Regions from separate parts of the Homo sapiens genome. Here region 2 is linked to region 1. A link is a contact called in ENCODE Hi-C or POLR2A ChIA-PET data. All regions are on one chromosome and are shown on one strand. The core of a region is the stretch at or near the end of the contact, and the rest is flanking DNA. Distances in the headings are between cores, read along the strand shown.

Region 1 (2,707 bases), core at 1-2,500:
CTTCCCAGTCTTGGGTATGTTTTTATCAGTAGCATAAAAACGGACTAATACACTGTGAAACATATAAAAAATGAACAACGTTGGGCGTGGTGGCTTGCATTTGTAATCCCAGCTACTCAGGAAGCTGAGGTGGGAGAATCGCTTGAGGGTGAGAGTTCAAGAGCAGCCTGGGCAAGAGAGCAAGACTTGTCTCTAAAAAATTTTTCTTAAATAAGAAATCAGCTGAGTGTGGTGGTGCATGTCTGTAGTCCCAGCTACTCAGGAGGCTGAGGCAGAAAGATCGTGTGAGCTGTGGAGTTCAAGGCTTCACTGAGCTGCGATCACACCACTGCACTCCAGCCTGGGTGACAGAGCAAGAACCTGTCTCTGAAAAAGAAAAAAGAACAAATAGAGGCATCTGCTTCATGGACCAGCCTTCAAAAGGAGCCTCTGTTGTGCTCCCAAGTCATTTTCACACTGGAAGAAGAGTCAGCAAGGTGGCACCTGTTATCAAATCAGCCCGCTGCTACCTCCCTAATGACCTCCAAAACTGCCCTGAAACTCAGAGACGTTCCAGGATTGATTGCTGTGTGTCCTGAAGTTTCCCTCTGGGCTCAGGTTCCTCAGCTTCCATGAACTGGCTGTTTGGACACCTACTGAACCCTAATTCTATTAGTAATACCGAGGCCCCACTGTAAACTAAAGATTAGAAATGTAAAGGCTTGGCCTCTGCAAACCTCGGGGAGACTCACTGGGCCTGAATCCCACACCCTAGAAGTCTGGTGTCTTGAACCCAAGATTTTGGGGCAGTTTCTGAAGGACTTTCTGATGCTAAAAATGATGGTGAAGGGCAAACGTACACCCAGTTACTCCCAGGGCACTCCCTTTCCTGTACTTGAATACTGGGCTGGCTAGACTCAGATACACATGCACGGACAAACATACACACACACACACACACACACACACACACACACACACTCCTGTTCCATATCTTTGGGTCTCTGCTTGCTCTTACCCTTGCTTCGAATATCCTTTCCACCTTACTTCACACAGCTGACTGTTGCTTAATTATGGAGATTCAGCTCGGGGATCACTTCCTCAATCCCAAGCTGGGCTAATGTTTTCACAGCACCAGGGTTGAGCACCATCTCAGCCTATTACATAAAATGGCCTGGTAATACATCTCCTCCACTGAACCAAAAGTCTCTGAGGATGGGGCCCACGTTCAGCTCCCTGTGGTTCTCAGAGTCTCACCGGATGTCTGCCGCGCTGCAGGTGCTCAGCACAGGTTTGTGGCTCTGTCCAGCGATTATATTCTCAGCCTACAGGCAGCCTCTTCCTTGTAGCATGGCCAGGTTCCCATCGTGCAGACTCATTACATCCGTGCCAGGGCTTGTAAGTTTGCCGCTTATCTGAGGTTCATCTGCAAGAAGCTGTAATTGAAACAGCTTCCAGGATGGAAATATCGTTTCCAGAATTTCATTTTCAAGCTTACAGCCTGGATCGTTCAAGCCGATTACAGGAAACGGTTGCAGTGCTGGTGCTCCCCGGGTTGAATCCAGATGGGTGTGTTTACTAGGCTGAGAAATGTTAATCCTGTCTTTGGCCTAGAAATGTCTGGCATTCACTTTGGAGGGAAATAGAAAAATAAGGTAGTACAGCCAGCCAGGCTCAGTTATATTTCCCTTAAATAATGCTTTTTTCAAAACAAGGTGGGGAGAGGGTCTGCTGGAGGGACCTTTGCCTGAAAGGAGATAGTGTGCAACTGTCATTGATTTTGAAAGTTCAGAAGAAACATTCTGAATAGTCAGTCTTTAGTATCATTACAAGGCTGGCCAAATAACCATGGGCCTGAATGCTGACAGGTGCATGCTTGGGGCTAAGGAACAGAGATCTGAATCTGTTCTCTTCTGAAGGCCATATGTAAGCGTGCATGAAGCCAAATGACAATGAGAGGAAGGGCCTGCACATTTACTGAGCCCTGGCTTCTTTGCCAAGCATTGTACTAAGCACTTCACATTTTTTATATCGTTTGATCCAATAACTCTTTGAGGTGGATACCACTACTACTAATCCCATTTACAGTTGAAGAAACCAAGATTCAAAGAGAGGCTTGCCCAAAGTAGCAGGGCTCCCATATGCTTTGCAAACACTTTTATAACTTTAAACGATTTTTTAACCCTACCACGTGCCGGCACTACAACCAGCCCAGCTGGCGGGTGGTCACTCCTGTCCTGTGTAGTGAAGACCCAAGATCCTCTGGCAAGTGCTCCCAGGCAGCAGGGCAGTGGGGCCCATTTGTCCCTAATAAACCTTTCTTCCATGCAGTGCTCAAACTCCTCAAGAAAGCAAAACACAACAGCTTCAGTAACTAAATAGGCGACCAGTAACCTGCCTGCCCAGAGCTCTCTGAGACTTTTTGTTTTTTTTTTTGTGAGATGGAGTCTCGCTCTGTTACCCAGGCTGCAGTGCAGTGGCGCAATCTTGGCTTACTGCAACCTCCACCTCCCGGGTTCAAGCAATTCTCCTGCCTCAGCCTCCAGAGTAGCTGGGATTACAGGTGCCCACCACCATGCCCGGCTAATTTTTGTATTTTAGTAGAGATGAGGTTTCACCATGTTGGCCAGGCTGGTCTTGAACTCCTGACCTCAGGTGATCCACCCGCCTTGGCTTCCCAAAGTGCTGGGATTACAGGCGGGAGCTACCGCACCCTGCCTGAGACTTT
Region 2 (2,707 bases), core at 60-2,559, 68 kb after region 1:
TACATTTCATAATTATTGCACGAACAGATTTAAGGATAAAGTTTCCAGTTAGAATGAAAGAGAGAAGGCATGTGTTTACAAACAAGCACGAGGCCCAAGAATAACTTACTGATTAGTATAAAATGTAAATGGTTGATTTTGCACAAATGCGATTTTTCTTTCTTTCTTTTTTATTTTTTTGTGGTCCACTGGAATGAGAAACTCAAAATCTTTCTTTAGAGCTAAGGCTTTTTTCTTCAATCGACTTCCTCAGGTTGAAAGGAGTTAAGGCTTTACCAAAGCAATTTGAAGGTTTGAAATCTCCAGGGAGATTGATTTATGAGTACAGTACACGTTAAGGCTACCTCTGACCTTGGCAGATTGTGGCTGTTAAATTAGGCCCTGGAGTCCTGAGACAGGGGCTCTTCATCTTAGCCTCCTAGCCTCCTTAGTATCTCACTGTGTGTCAGCAATTCCATGAATCCCATTGGATTCATGAAATTTCATTCATGGAATTGGATTCCTACTCATGGAATTTAATGTAATTCCATTGGATTCATGGAATTCCACTTCAGTTCTGTGATTCTCAGTAATATTTCTTTCTTTTTTTTTTTTTTTTTTTTTTTTGAGACAAGGTTCCTCTCTGTCACCCAGTCTGGAGTGCAGTGGCACGACTTAAGCTCACTGCAACCTCCGTTGGCCTCCCTGGCTCAAGCAATTCTCTTGCCTCAGCTTCCCCAGTAGTTGGGCACCACCATGCCCGGCTACTTTTCGCATTTTTCGGTAGAGAGGGGGGTTTCGCCATTTTGGCCAGGCCGGCCTCGAACTCCTGACCTCAGGTGATCCTCCCACCTCGGCCTCCCAAAGTGCTGGGATTACAGGCGTGAGCCACCGTGCCTGGCCAGTTCTGTGATTCTTTGGAGTGCCATGGCGCCATCTCGGCTCACTGCACCTCCGCCTCCCGGGTTCAAGCGATTCTCCTGCCTCAGCCTCCTGAGTAGCTGGTATACAGGTGTGTGCCACGACGTCAAGCTGATTTTTGTTATTTTACCTGAGACGGGGTTTCACCATATTGGCCAGGCTGGTCTCAAACTCCTGGCCTCAAGTGATCCACCTGCCTCGGCCTCCCAAAGTGCTGGGGCTACAGGTGTGAGCCACCACACCAGGCCTCAGGTCTGAGGTTCCTAATTCAGGACTCACCCGCACTAATTGAAACCTGAGGTGAGGGATTTCTCCTCGCTGACCAGTAGGGGGCGCGTCGTGACTGCGCCTTCTGCTTTCACTCCCCGCGCAGGGAAATCCTGTCCTGCTCTCTCAGGGAGCAGTTCCTGACGGTGGGCTCCATTTTATAATAGAATGACTCACCTGAAGAATCACTTCTTTCATTATTTCGTATTCCTCACAATACCAGTGACACACAAAGGCTTTATTTGAAAAACCAAGTAAAGGAAACGAGCACAGGATGTCTGTGCTGGTCTGGTCGGCGTTTATCTCAGCTGGTGAGAACGCAGCCACGCCTCTGTTCACACTGTCATTCCTCCAATAAATAAGATATCCCTGTTTTCTAAAGTCAGGGAGATTTATGAGTCAGAAGTAATCGGATCCACAATCTGATTAGAATTCTATCCTCATAACGGGAGCTGACCGCATCCGCATCCATTTGTGGTCCGGCCCAGTCACCACTTGGTTGGTGTTCTAGCACTATAAGCCAGACTGTGGGGTGGGGGAAGGTGAGTGCTCCCCGCACTTTAATGCCGGGCTTATTTTTCCCTAAGGACCAGGATCGAAATAATGTTAACAGGAAAAACATGCTTCCTCGTATGAGACTGCAGTATTTCACCTTGTATGAGAAAGGAAAAATGAAGGGTGAGACCTGCTTGTTTCTTACATAACTAGGGAGAAATCCATCCCCCCTCTCACCCCGTAGCTCTTCCTGGTGGCAGTAATGATCAGAACCGGGAGTACCCAACTTCTTTCATGCTTGGGGGACTAGAGCTGCCCCCTCCATGCAGAATGGGCAAAGTAAGGGCAGAGGAGATCCATTAGCATCACAATAGGCCTAAAGCCTGCATTTGAAAGCTTCAAGAAAAGACTGAGAGGCAATCTCTTGCTGTTTCCCCTAAAGGCAGATTGGCAGATCAGTCCTCCTATCCGGAGCAGCTAGAAAAGCTGGCAAAACAAACAAGACCTATCTGAAGGTGAGCCGCCAAGGGGGTGAGGATTTGAGGGTCAAGGTCCTGGAGAGAAGGGTTAGCAGAGCTTTGAATTTTGAGGCATTTGCCTATTTCATGAGGCAGAGAAGCTCCCAGCAGTCTCATGCTAAGGAAGGAAGAGCTCAAGTAGTCGCCGCCAGCTTTCAACTTCCAAAGGGCCTCACCCTTTGGAAGGAACAGGAATGAAAATAGAGAAACTCTCACAAAGACTGAAACCCAGCTTCCCATTGGCTTACCGTTTGACTGTGTTACAGGAAAGGGGTCTTGATCCAGACCACAAGAGAAGGTTCTTGGATCTGGAGCAAGAAGGAATTCAGGGTGAGTCCATAGAGTAAAGTGAAAGCAAGTTTATCAGGAAAGTAAAGGAATAAAAGAATGGCTACCCCATAGGCACAGCAGCCCCGAGGGCTGCCGGTTGCCCATTTTTATGGTTATCTCTTGATGATATGCTAAACAAAGGGTGGATTATTCATGCCTCCCCTTTTGAGACCATATAGGGTAACTTCCTGATGTTG

The links. A loop is a pair of places that touch in the nucleus more often than their neighbours do. ChIA-PET counts read pairs that join two places held with the same protein, here RNA polymerase II (POLR2A). Pooled maps may share reads with other maps.
Region 2: a map of K562 shows a loop between it and region 1 (3-fold over the local background). The contact joins two enhancer-like sites. A Hi-C loop is called at or near these places in 18 of 168 maps with a recorded cell type or tissue (CD4-positive, alpha-beta T cell, Caco-2, Calu3 and 15 more) and 22 of 50 pooled maps. POLR2A ChIA-PET finds 5 or more read pairs at or near these places in 9 of 52 experiments (HEK293, MCF 10A, OCI-LY7 and 6 more).

What each region holds. Positions count from the first base shown.
Region 1 is chr10:119,617,486-119,620,192 of GRCh38, forward strand. No RefSeq gene overlaps it. Among named protein-coding and RNA genes, the nearest start is that of TIAL1, 22 kb to the left of the region's middle. Within about 2 kb of position 1,251, at least 5 of the 41 ENCODE cell types and tissues checked have a DNase peak (open chromatin) inside an H3K27ac peak, as active enhancers do.
Region 2 is chr10:119,685,427-119,688,133 of GRCh38, forward strand. No RefSeq gene overlaps it. Among named protein-coding and RNA genes, the nearest start is that of BAG3, 35 kb to the left of the region's middle. RefSeq lists enhancers at 1,210-2,146, 2,147-2,707. Within about 2 kb of position 1,310, at least 15 of the 41 ENCODE cell types and tissues checked have a DNase peak (open chromatin) inside an H3K27ac peak, as active enhancers do.